Regions from separate parts of the Mus musculus genome. Here region 1 is linked to region 2. A link is a contact called in ENCODE Hi-C or POLR2A ChIA-PET data. All regions are on one chromosome and are shown on one strand. Each heading gives the region's core, a stretch centred on a gene start or an enhancer-like site at or near the end of the contact. The rest is flanking DNA. Distances are from core to core; before and after follow the strand shown. Region 1 holds the start of Pim2 (proviral integration site 2). Region 2 holds the start of Otud5 (OTU domain containing 5).

What was found. Hi-C counts contacts between places; a loop is a spot of excess contacts on that map. ChIA-PET counts read pairs that join two places held with the same protein, here RNA polymerase II (POLR2A).
Region 1: a loop to region 2 is called in a map of heart, with 2.9 times the contacts of the local background. The contact joins the promoter of Pim2 here to the promoter of Otud5 in region 2. A Hi-C loop is called at or near these places in 8 of 37 maps with a recorded cell type or tissue (gastrocnemius, heart and left cerebral cortex). POLR2A ChIA-PET finds 5 or more read pairs at or near these places in 3 of 5 experiments (Patski and embryonic stem cell).

The regions. Positions count from the first base shown.
Region 1 is chrX:7,875,432-7,881,469 of GRCm38, forward strand. It overlaps Pim2 (proviral integration site 2), which reads left to right and starts at 2,875. Exons shown (of 6, transcript NM_138606.2): 1 at 2,875-3,125; 2 at 3,253-3,362; 3 at 4,197-4,247; 4 at 5,817-6,038. The coding sequence starts at 2,888. Otud5 (OTU domain containing 5) reads left to right here. Exons shown (of 9, transcript NM_138604.3): 9 at 1-1,195.
Region 2 is chrX:7,836,715-7,843,477 of GRCm38, forward strand. It overlaps Otud5 (OTU domain containing 5), which reads left to right and starts at 5,117. Exons shown (of 9, transcript NM_138604.3): 1 at 5,117-5,996. The coding sequence starts at 5,403. Kcnd1 (potassium voltage-gated channel, Shal-related family, member 1) reads left to right here. Exons shown (of 6, transcript NM_008423.2): 6 at 1-1,564.

The sequences.
Region 1 (6,038 bases), core at 1,625-4,124, 36 kb after region 2:
TTCTTGTCTTGAGACTGATGGCAGAGAATCTCTAGAGCCCAGGTGGGTTAAGACTAACCTAACCCACATAACCAAGATTGTTTCTTAAAAGAACAAAACCAACAACAACTCTACAACTGGTCGTGGTCATGCCTTTGATCCCAGCACTGAGGAGGGCAGAGGCAGAGGTGGATCTTTTGAGTTGCAGGCCAGCTGGGCTATACAGCAAGACGCTTTTATTAAAAATCATAAACTTCAGAACCAAATCGACTGAAACTGAAGTCCCTACTCCCACCTACCATATTTGCATTAGGGAGCCTAGGGCTAATTTAAAGGACTGTATGAGCCAGAGGCCAAGACTGGTGTCTGAATTTCTACTCTCAACCTTAATGCTCATTCATTCTTGTGATAATCTGATGAAATAAGCAATCACTAATGAGTTCAGTGACCAGAGGTGGCCCTTGCCCAACTGGGTTTTAAACGTTGGAGGATGAAATGGCTAAATCCTTTTTTTGTTGTTTGTTCCTCAGGTCTGTTGACACCTCTGTCCATACCCCTGCTAGGGTTTGTAAAGCCCAGCTAGAGAAGGCTGGCTGGCCCTCAGGTTTCCTCAGAGCAGTCTTCTCCCACTCCCCAATGCCTCAGTGAGGTCCTTTCAGAAGAAGGCTGTGTAGGGTGGCCCTACGGTGAGGGTATGGCTTGCCCAGTGGGTGGCTACAGGATATCTGAAATACGTGGTCAAGCATGAGCACGCCAAGAGGGTTGATTCATTTCAAATCTACCTGCCTTGTCTCACTGTGTGGCTTTGGGCTCTCTTTGACTTTAAAGTGTCCCATCTGCAACTACAGGGGTCATTAATGTCTGCTACCTCATGCTCTCTGATTTGTGAGTATTGACAGAGAATGTGTATGGTCAATAATGTACTACTGGGAACAGTACCTGGTACACTCTTAGAGCACAAATGTTGGGGTTCTTACCAGACTTTAGGGGTGGGGGTATTACCGTATTTTGTAAGTTTGTACCATTTGGCCTCAGCCTGACTCTTGCTACTCTTGGCTTTTACTTGCAATTTGCCCTAACCCTATCTTCAGCAAGACAAAGGGATCACCTGAAAAAACCCTGTGTGATCCCATTGGCACTCTCCCTTCTGTCTACGACTATTCCGAAGAACTGTACTATAAATAAACTTCTGGGCTGGGGCTGTGATGCTTACTTATCTTGTTTGTGTGTGTCTTAAGATCTCCCCTCCACTAAAGCCTGTCAGGATCATAGGGAGACACCTAGGGATGCTGGCTGAGTAAGGGACATTATGTGTTACCTTTTCTGCTTTGCGTGTATTGTCTGTGCCTGTGACTACATTGAGTCTTGAGTCAACCAGTTTCTCTGAATTCCAGTGTCTCTGGTTGAGTGTGGATGTGTCTGTTTCCGATGAGGCTTGTTTCCAGGTGTATCAGATGGTGACTGAGTGTGGGACTCTGCCTATGACAGTTTGTGTCTGGTATCCGAGAGAAAGAAATGCATGTTTGCGTGGGTCTCTCAGTGACAGTACATCTGTAGTTTGTCTGGATACTTTCAGTGATAAGCTGCGTGTCTGATAGTGTGTGATTGGGTCCGGCTTTTGTTGATTTGCTTATCTATGTGGTGATTTAGAGCCCAAGGATGACTACGTACCTGCTTTGGAGCAGTGCGTGTATGTGTGGAACAACTGTATATTCTTGTGACAGACTCTGGGTCTCTCATTTCTGGGGCAGCACAAATATTTCTGTGAATGTACATATCTGGTGGTGCTTGTGTGCTTGTGACAAATCTGTCAATTTCTGGTGGGGGCATATGGTATTAAGTGACCCCCGTAGGACAGTACAAGTCATATCACTGAATGTTTCTTTTCGGAACACATTTTCATGTACACCTAGGTTAGGACAAGTCTACTTGAATGTGTCTGACTATATCTTTAATGGTGGTTCTCCCGTTCTTGGTGTACGTGTGGGTATGTGAGTTCCACACACGATTGGAGGTCAGAAAGCAACTTATAGAAGTCATTTCTCCCTTTTCACCATGTGAGTCCTGAGGTCAGCAGCCTTACCTGAAGACCTTTTGCTTTTAAGACAGTCTCACTATGTTGCCCAGTCTGACCTCGCTTTCAGTTCCCAGCTCCTTTTTTACAAGGAAGTTGTAGTTCCCACAAGAACTAAGTCCTGCCATTATAGATTCAAGACCCAGACTGAGTAACAGAGCCAAGTCTAGCCAGGTTTGTATAGGATAATGGCAGCAAAAAAGCACCCTACAGGTGCCAAACTGCCATTGTTTCCTCTGCATCCCTTCCTTTTGATGACGGTAAAGAATTTTACCCTTCCCTGAAGAGTGGACCAGCTCTCCTATAAGATTACAGTTTTGGAGCAAAGGCTGCCTGATCTTGGGTGAAACACACGTGACAGGATCCTGTCTAGTTCCAGGCTCTGATTTTTAAAAGCTGGTTTGTCGTTGTCTCCTTACTGAACTCAAGGCAGCAAAGGTGATGGCGGCAGCAAACCTGCATCCTAGGAAAGGAGGCTGCGCTTTTTAAAAGTGTGTACACACCCCACCACACCAACAACCAAAACAAACGCAGTTGTCGCAAAGGAATTCCCAGAAGCGTGCATGTCTGTGTGTCCGTCTGTCTATGTGTGTGCGCGCACGCGCGCGCACCCTCCTACATTTGCATACAGGCCCTTCCTCCGCGGAAGAACCTGGCATGTATTTTGCATAAGGGGCACTTGAAACGTTGAGGGTGGCATGCAAATAAGGACTGGCTCGGATTGGCTGGGGTACAGCAGGTGCCGCGTCCGGATTGATCAAAGCCAGGTGGGCGGGTCTGTCGCGCAGGGCGACTCTCCCGGGAGGCGCGTGCCCCGGCTCAGTAGCGTTGGGGCTGGCGCGCGCGACGAATCTTAACGCTGCGCCGTCTGCAGGCGCTTCCGGGCCGCCAGATTCCCTGCCTTCCACCCTGGCGCCCCCCAGCCCTGGCTCTCCGGCCGCTCTGCCCCGGGCATCCACGCCCTGCGGGCTCAGCGGATTCAGCGGGCTCAATATACGCAGCACCTCCTCCATGTTGACCAAGCCTCTGCAGGGGCATCCTTCGCCCCCTGTGACCCCCACGCAGCCTCCAGGTGAGCGTAGCCTCCTCTGTCACAAGCAGGTTGGGTGGACTGGAATGATGGGTGCTGGTGTGGGGGCGAGTCATGGCTGGGATCAGAGTACACCGCCACCCTGACTTCCTCGCCTCCGCTTGCGTAGGAGGCAAGGATCGGGCAGCTTTCGAGGCCGAATACCGACTTGGCCCCCTCCTGGGTAAGGGAGGCTTTGGCACCGTCTTCGCGGGACACCGCGTCACGGATAGACGTCAGGTATCCCCTACAAGGGGTTCTCGGAGGGTCAGGTGTTTTGGCGAAGGGTGGTGGTGGGGTACCAGTGACTGGGATGCCAGTTGCTTCAGTGGGGAGCCTGCGTCTGCAAATGTGTAGTAGAATCATAAGGAGCAGGGTTGCTAGGAGTGTGAGTGCGCGCGTGTGTCTGCAGTCCAGGTGGGTATGGGGGTGGGCAGGATTCAGGGCAAGAATTCTAGAAGATTGGCGCTTTCTACTAGGGAGGGGGCAGATATCAGGACTGGACCCCAAGATCCATGGAATTGATGTGCGTGCGCTTGTGTGTCTGAGATGGTGGGGATGTTTTAAAAGTAGGTGTTAAGTGTGGAGTCGTGAGAACAACAATCCAGATAGAGTTGTCCTGGAGATGAGGATGATGGAGGAGGGCATGCGACGTCAAAAAAAAAAAAAAAAACAAACAAAACAAAACAAAAAGACTTGGAATTCGAATCTGGGGATATGGGTCAGTGGTAGATTATTTGTCCACCATTCACAAGCACTGAGTTCAATAACCAACATCGTGGCGGGGGGAGGGGGGAGGCATGTAGAAAGACAGTGCGAGAGAAAAAGCAAAAGGAAAAAAAAAAACTACAACTCACTCCCGTTCTGGATTTCAGGGGGTCTTGATGCTTTCTTAACGAGAGCCCAGGCGTAAATATGTTTAGGTGAACTTGCTTCTGAGGACTTAAATGCTGGGTGGGCATCTGAGCTCCGATGGATGTGATATGTATGGGAACTAGGAATACCCGGGTGGAGAGACTGGAATTGGGAAGTCTGGGATCACCTGCTGCCCCCTTATCTCAGCCTTTTTTCTAGGTGGCCATCAAAGTAATCTCCCGGAACCGTGTGCTAGGCTGGTCCACCGTGGTGAGTGTCTTTGGTGTACGTCATGACCCATAGACTCCATCACAGAACGCACGCACTGCTTTTTTTCTAGGGGACATATGACTCCCTGGGCCCTGAAACCATGAGAACCCCACCAGCCTGTGATTCCTGCCTTCATGTGATAGTTCTGATTTCACCACAATTCCCCCAGAGCCCTGGATTCTCCTTTCAAACTCTCCTTTCTCATCCTTCTTCCAAACACTGCTTTTGGGGCTGTTCACAGGACATGCTGGTGGGGAAGGAGGGGCCTAGGTCACTGGTTGTCATGGTGATGCTGGCTGCTTCTCTTCTGCCACCCGGAGAACGCTAACGGACATCAGGGCGGGTCTGGGCAAATTGTAGGTAAGAGAGCTCCCCCTGGTGAACCCTTTAGGTAGTCTGTGCCGGCCCGTGGACTTGGGGGGGGGGTTTGGGGGTGAGCCTGCGCAGTAGCCGATTTTGCGTCTTCGTGAGAAAACCTGTCTGCGGCTGTGCAAGTTACTGGGTCTGTAAAGGACCCCATCTGAGGCAACTGGACTCTTGGCAGTCGCTGCCCGTTCGGGTCTGGGGCAGGGGCCTTTGACTTGTGCTGGTTGATAAGCAAGACTGACAAGACAGCATTCATTAAATGTTTACTCTGTGCCAGGTCCTTTGCAATTAATCAGTGTAAGTCGTTTTGGACAAATGAAAGCTGGGATTGGTGGTGCGCACCTGTGATCCCAACGTTCAAGAGGCTGGGTCTCTAGGATTTCAGTGAATTTGAGGCTGGCTTGGGTGGGCTACTTGGCAAAATTCTGTCTCAAACATGAGATAGAAATTTAAAAACCAGAGGACACTTCTGCCGTGGTTTAATTTATAGGCACTTTGCAAAATACGACATCATTTCTTAGAATGCATTATATGCTACATCCCTTCTACTGACTGCTCTTTCTGTCTTAACATCCTGAGTTTTGCTGTTACTAAGGATCCTTGAGGTATGCTAGTGAAGAAAACTAACCAACACTTATACAATAATAGTATTTATTAATAGTATTAATTTAATAGGATTTAGTTCCATGCTAGTCCCTCTTTGCTGTAAAGTACTTCCATTTACAAATACTTATTGAGTATCTAGTGTGCATAAAAGCTGTCCTGATGTGGATCTTGATGAACATCTTGTTTACCTATCTTAGGTAAAATTATGAAGAGGGACTTATATTATAAAACACTTTGAAGTCCAGGCATGGTGGGGCACACTTTCATCCTCTGGGGGTAGAGTCAGGTGAATCTCTTATTCCAGTCCAGCCTGGTCTATGTAGGGATCCTGTCTCAAACTCCCTCCCCTTCAAAACAGATGAGAACACTTCAATTTCTCCAAGTATTTACTGACCTACTGCATGCCAGACGTGTATGGTCTCTGTTCGTTTCACTCTCTGAAGGACTTGAACCTTTAAAGAGGGTACTAGGGTCTAGGAAGAGGAGCCCAACCGAAATTAGTGCTTTGAAAATAAACTTTGCTATGTTGAAGGCAGGGCTACAGACTTTTAACACTTGCCTCCTTCTTCTTCTTTCTTTTGATTTCCCACCCCCCAGTCAGACTCAGTCACCTGCCCACTTGAGGTTGCGCTGCTGTGGAAGGTGGGTGAAGGCAATGGCCATCCGGGTGTGATACGCCTTCTTGACTGGTTCGAAACACCCGAAGGCTTCATGCTGGTCCTTGAGCGGCCTATGCCTGCTCAGGATCTCTTCGACTATATCACAGAGAAGGGGCCGCTGGGTGAAAGCTGTAGCCGCAGCTTCTTTACCCAAGTCGTG
Region 2 (6,763 bases), core at 3,867-6,366:
GAGCTTGAAGCATGGGACTCCATAGGTCCCTGGCCTCCTTGGCCCAGCATGCTGGGACTGGCCTGTCTCTCCTAGTTGGCCTCTTGCATGCCTCTTCCCTTGGGCCCTCAGAGGCAGCTTAAAGCTTTCTATAGTCTGACATTTGAGGTCTGTCTGGTCTGACAAGAGTTAAGAGTTCCTCTTCTCTTTGGTTGTGTTGTGCAAGTTTGGGAGTTCAGGGAAGAGAACCCTCATCTCCAATTTAGCCTCGAGGGGCAAGGTTTTGCCCTTCAACAGGCCCAGCATTTCCCGGATTTGGAAGCTTGGAATGCAACCCTGGGCTGGCTTAATGGGCTGTGGCCTCTGTAGTGACCTGCTACCCTCATGCTTTGGCTGAGGGGGTCAGGCTGCTTCTCCCAACACAGAGATAGCACAAACACTACCACCCCTTTTCCCTGGCTAGCTGCTGGAAGTGAGTTCCCACCACCTGTCTTCTGCTGGGCCTCCAGCAAACTCTAGCAATAGCAGCTGCTGCCATACCAATATGCAAAGCCTTGGACCAATTTGCTGCAGCATATACATCTGCTCTGATCAGATGGGCCACATCTAACTACTCTCTTCTCTGATGTGCTTTCTTCTTGGGTTGGTCTGGAGTCTGGACCTGCTGAGATAAGAGACTAACATCCAGCAAGAGCTGGACTGGGTGGTGAGATCATGGGCTGGTTTCATATTCTTGGGCAGAAGTCCAGAAGTAGTGTGGGCAGAGGACTGAACTGTTCCTGACCCCTGGGAGAGATAGAAGATATCGCCTCCTTCTCTGCTGTAACTCCTTTGCACACTGTCTTCTCCTCCCTCTTGGGTCACCTTCTGGATCTATGCTCTCGACTGAATCTCATGTCATCTCAGGTTCCCTGTCTCCAGCTCTGTCCCTCTGAAGCTGGCAGCTGACAAAGATGAAGTTTTCATCAGTCAATAAAGCCTAAGAGGAGAGATGTGGACTGAGCATCTACTGACTCTGTGGATTGACTTTGAGGGCTGGGTTTGGCTGAGGGGTTAAGAACACTATGGTCTCAATTTCTTTCAGTCGAAGAGAAATTCAACAGTGAAGGGACTGGTGTGGGTAGATGGGTGGCTAGTGCTCTATTTTCGAAGATGTGGATTATGGAGAAATGAAAAAGGGTGCTTTGAAGAGTTTGTCTCTGTAGGCAGTGAAGCCAGCCAGAGGGTCCTAAGCCTGCTGGACCTTAGATACTAATCTGTTCCAGATCCTTCATTGCTAGAAGGAGAAGCCAAGATTTAGAGCACCATGGAGTTACTTTGAGGAGCAACTTAAGCCCATGCTTCCTGATAGCAAAAAACCTATACATTTTTTTCTGAGTTTGGTAATAACCCCCTTTCTCATGGATAGTGCCTCTGCTGTTCTCTTCTGGATACCAGCTACACCAGGCTAGTATGTGAGTGAGTTGTGGAGAGCCCTGTGGAGACCAATCTTGGATTCAGATCGACACATTTTAGTCCTTTGTGAGAGACTCACTCTTTGTGTCACGTTGCTAATGTGAAATAGAAACAGTAATTTCTTTATTCACCAAGTTTGTTTATTTATTTATTTATTTATTTATTTATTATGCATAAGTACACTGTAGCTGACTTCAGACACACCAGAAGAGGGCACCAGATCTCATTATAATAGATGGTTGTGAGCCACCAATTGCTGGGAAATTAAGCTCAGGACCTTCAAAAGAACAGTCAGTGCTCTTAACTGCTGAGCCATCTCTCCAGCCCTCACCAAGTATTTTTTAACAGCCCATCATGTACTAGTAGTAAGGTACACTGATGGGCACAATAGCATCATTAGATCATAGATAAATATGGGAGGCAGGCAGACAATCATAATACAGTGTGGTACAAGTGAGATTGATAGGTTATACAAACACGTAGAAAGCTGGGCGTGGTGGTGCAAACTTTTAATTCCAGCACTTGGGAGGCAGAGGCAGGCGGATTTCAGAGTTCGAGGTCAGCCTGGACTACAAAGTGAGTTCCAGGACAGTCAGGGCTACACAGAGAAACCCTGTCTCAAAAAAACAAAAACAAAAACAAAAAAACCCTGCCGGGTGTGGTGGCACACGCCTTTAATCCCACAACTCGGGAGGCAGAGGCAGGTGGATTTCTGAGTTCGAGGCCAGCCTGGTCTACAAAGTGAGTTCCAGGACTACAAAGTTAGTTCCAGGACAGCCAGGGCTATACAGAGAAACCCTGTCTCGAAAAACCAAAAAAAAAAAAAAAAAAAAAAAAGAAAAGAAAAACCAAAAAACTAAAACCAAAACCAAACCAAACCAAACCAACAACAAAAAACACGGGGGGAGGGGGGAGGGTATGGGGGGACTTTTGGGATAGCATTTGAAATGTAAATGAATACCTAATATATAAAAAACAAAGCAAAAAACACGTAGACAGCCAGGTAACCTTAACTGGCCAGCCTTCAAGGAAGGAGGTGGAGTTAGTCAAGCAAGAGATGGAAGGCTAAAAAACGTGGGTGGAGGGCACAGTGTGTCCAATGATCAGAGAGTGAGCCTGAGCCTAAAGCCTTCAGGGAACTGAAAGGACTTCAAACTAGCTGGAAGGGGAGTGAGTGCAAGGCTGAAGAGGGAAGTAGATAGTACAGATTGCAAAAGGCTTTTGAAACTAGGAGATGGATTTGGGACTTTGTCTGAGATAGAAGTGGGGGACCACTGAAGACTCAGAAACAGGCCAGGCATTGTGTTTGCATTTCAGAAGGATAATTTTGCCCATGGGGAAAAAGTCTTAGAGGAAGAAAGATCAGTGATCAGTCAGACGGTTTTTGTGGTAGTCCATTTGGTGGGGGATGATGGCTAGGTTGGTAGCAGTGAATTGGAGAGGTGTGAAATTCCAGAGATGGGATGGGTGGGACTTGGGATTTCCAAGGCAAAGGTGAGAGCTGGAGAAGCAGAAACAGTAAAATTTGACTCTTAGGTTTCCGGGCTGGGCAATGACTGGCTAAGGGTGCCTTTTGCTGTTGGAGGAAATTCTTACAGTGCCAGGTACATAGTTAAGTATGGGGTGAAGGCTAGTCATGAATAATAGGAGTTCAGTTTTTAGATGCTGAGCAGTAGGGAATGGGAAATATGGGTCTGGAGACAACCATTAGACGATTCAGGGTAATGTTTATAGGTATTTGGCAGAAATCCATGACCACAGAAGTCCCGTAGATATGAGTCTCCTCCTATTGTGAAATCTCAGGAACAGAAAACATTACTAGGACCCATATTTACCCATGTACTACTGATGCCTTTCAGAGAAAAAAGCGTCATCTGAAGGGAGGAGGTTAGGTGGTCTTTCTGTCTTCCCCAGAATATCTTTTGTTGGAGACAGTCCCAACATGTAGTCCTGGCTACCCTTGAACTAACACCCTCTCCTTCTCTCTCTCCTCCTTTTCCCTCTTCTCCTTCTCCCTCTCCCCCCCTCTCTCCCTCCCTCTCCCTCACACACAATCACTTAAAATTATTTTATGTGTATGGATATTTTGTTTGCATGTATGCATTTTTCATCATACATTCCTAGTTGAGGGTGTCAGTTCCCTGGGACTGGAGTTACACATGGTTGTGAGCCCACATGTGGGTGCTGGAAATTGAACATGAGTCCTCGGAAAGTGATTAACTACTGAGCCATCTTACTCTTAACTATACTCTTAACTACTGAGCCGTTTCTCAAGCCCCTGGCTTTAAGCTCTTGCTCCTACTGCCTGAGCCTCCAGAGCCATGATAATACTAGTTTTGATATTGCACTTTTGTTATGTAATCTCAAAAGAGACAATGATTTGTACAAAGTCAATAGTTCATAATGATCCACGTGTGCCTAGAACTGATGTTTTCCTTATAAGGAATCAACGTCCAGGATTTTTCTGCACTACCACAGGTTCTAACTTATATAGCACTTACTGTGTACAATGCACAGAACCCGGCCATTTATTGGCTTTCATTTCTACCACATAGAAATTATTGCTGCTGGGTGGTGGTTTAATCCCAGCACTCAGGAGACAGAGGCAAGAGGATCTCTCTGAGTTGAAGCCAGCCTGGTCTACAGAGTGAGTTCCAGGACAGCCAGGGCTACACAGAGAAACCTTTTCTCGAAAAAACTAAATAAAAAAAAAAAAGAAAGAAAGAAAAGTTATCGCTAATCTATAGAGAAGTAGAAATAGAGACTAGATTGGGTGTGAACTGACTTGTTCCAAACACTCAGACATTAAGGGCCAAGATAGTATTAGCGTTTTAGCTGCTCAATATCAAGGAGTTTGCCAACACCACTGGGTGACACTAGCTGCTGACAGTCTTGTTTCGTAAATATTCTCTTTTCCTGAGTAAACTTTTGTTTTGTTTTGTTTTGGTGGTAGGGGGGGTGAAAAGCCTGTACCGAGCCTGCGCAATAGACAGACGCTAGAGGTGAACGTGAGGGTAAGAGGGCGGAGGTGACAGAGAAGGCGTGTTTTTCCGCCAAACACTATCAGTACGGTGCACGTCTGTCTATCGGTTGGCCCATCTGAAGTGATGGACAGCTTCGTGGAACTAATCACCGCAAGATTACGACTGTTGCCAGGGTGAAGTAGGACCCACCCTCTTGGGTTGGCGGATGGGAGGAACAGGAAGTGACGCCAGAGGGGACGCTGTGCTCTGGGAATGTTGATGTTTTCCAGTGAGTGTAACTGAGTTCCAGATGGAATCCTTGGAGAGCCGAGTCTTACTGTATATAGTAAGACAGACCGCTCTGTTTATGCACAGTGCCGACGCCTCTGAGCTCAAACCTCGGGGAAAGTAAAGCATAGACTGGGAGCCGAAAGGAGAAGCTGGGAAGAAGGCTGCCGACTTTGAAATTCGAGGCGGAGGACTTGAGAACGAGCGCTCAACCCGGATTGGCCAGTGGGTGTCGTCAAGGCTTTACGCGCCTCTTCAATTGGCTGGTGTCTGCAGTCGTCCCGGCGGGCGAGCCTTTTGCCCACGTACTTCCGTGCAGGGGGCGGGGCTGCGTCCTGTTGTGCATGCGCACAACCAGGAAGCCCCACCCGGTAGTTGAGGAACCTGCGGAGGGGCGGGGCGAAGCGGTGCTTGTTTTGGTTGTGTTTCCTCTGAAGCCGAATCCCGGAACCAGGTAGCAGAGAGCTCGGCCGGCCTTGGAGGGAGACAAGGCTGCGACCAATCCGTCTCCGTACCGTCCCACTGGACTTCACATCCGGGATCTCCTCCTGGGCGTGACCCGCGTCCCGTCTGCGGTCCTCGAACCGGTGTCCTGATCTCTTTATCCAGGCCTTGCTGTTCCCGTCGTGCCTCGCGCACGACCGTAGCCCCCTCATCCGGGTTCTCTCCCGGCGTTCTCCGCGTTTGCTTTGCTGTGGGGTACTTGGCGGTGCCGCCATGACTATTCTCCCCAAAAAGAAGCCGCCACCTCCCGACGCCGACCCGGCCAACGAACCGCCGCCGCCCGGGCCGCTGCCCCCGGCGCCTCGGCGCGGTGCGGGTGTAGGCGTGGGTGGCGGCGGCACGGGTGTGGGCGGAGGAGAGCGCGACCGTGACTCCGGCGTCGTGGGGGCCCGTCCCCGGGCTTCGCCGCCACCTCAGGGCCCGCTCCCGGGGCCGCCTGGTGCTCTTCATCGTTGGGCACTGGCCGTGCCGCCTGGCGCAGTCGCGGGCCCTCGGCCACAGCAGGCTTCTCCACCTCCTTGTGGGGGCCCCGGTGGCCCCGGCGGCGGTCCTGGTGACGCTCTTGGTGCGACAACTGCGGGGGTGGGCGCGGCAGGGGTGGTGGTGGGCGTGGGTGGTACCGTGGGCGTGGGCGGCTGCTGCTCGGGGCCCGGGCACAGCAAGCGGCGGCGTCAAGCTCCCGGCGTTGGCGCAGTTGGCGGGGCCAGTCCGGAACGTGAAGAGGTCGGAGCGGGCTACAACAGTGAAGACGAGTATGAAGCTGCCGCAGCGCGAATCGAGGCCATGGATCCCGCCACTGTAGAACAGGTAAGGGCTGGAAGGTGAGGGGCTGTTGGGCAGAAACAGCGAGTGAGTCTACCAGGCTGAGAAGGAGCGCAAGAAAATGTTTGAGATTGGTCCAAGAAACCCAGGTCTTGATGCTGGGCTTGACATTCTTTCCTGGTGGTGGAGGCATGGCTTCCCCCGAGGACTTGATAGGGGCTCTAAGTTAAGTAAGTTAAAGTACTCTTTTGCAGTCCTGAGATCTTCTCTAAGTGACTGGCATTGGGAATTCCCCAGGAGTCGCAGATACGATGGAGCCCTTCCTTAGAGGAAGCTCTCAGGCCTCTCTAAGGGACTTTGGTTCAGTAACTTTTTCCTTTAGGACAAGTGTGAGATTCCCTCCCGCAAAGAACTCGAATTAAGGTGGTGTCCTCAGAGAAATAGTCTAAGCATACCCAAGAAACTTAAACCCTTGATGTAGGAAGGACCTCTCTCTTTTGCTGAGTCTGCTCACCAGCCATGTGGCCTCCTCAGGAGTCCTAAGCCTGTATTTGGGGACCTAGACTTGCTTGTAGAATTGAAGGTTTAGAGTATACCCACACACCTTTTAGATAGTGATTTCCAAAGTATCCCTCCAGTGTTGTGAAACGTCTTTCTGGAAGATAAAATTCTCAGTGGCTTAGGGACAAAGGCCAAAACCAGTACCTAGAAGCAGAACTGTGGCTCACAGTCGGTGTTGACGTAAAGACCTCTTTGCTTATGGCCCGGGGTTTAATTACAGATGTTCCAGGCAAGAGGACTTCTTCAGAACA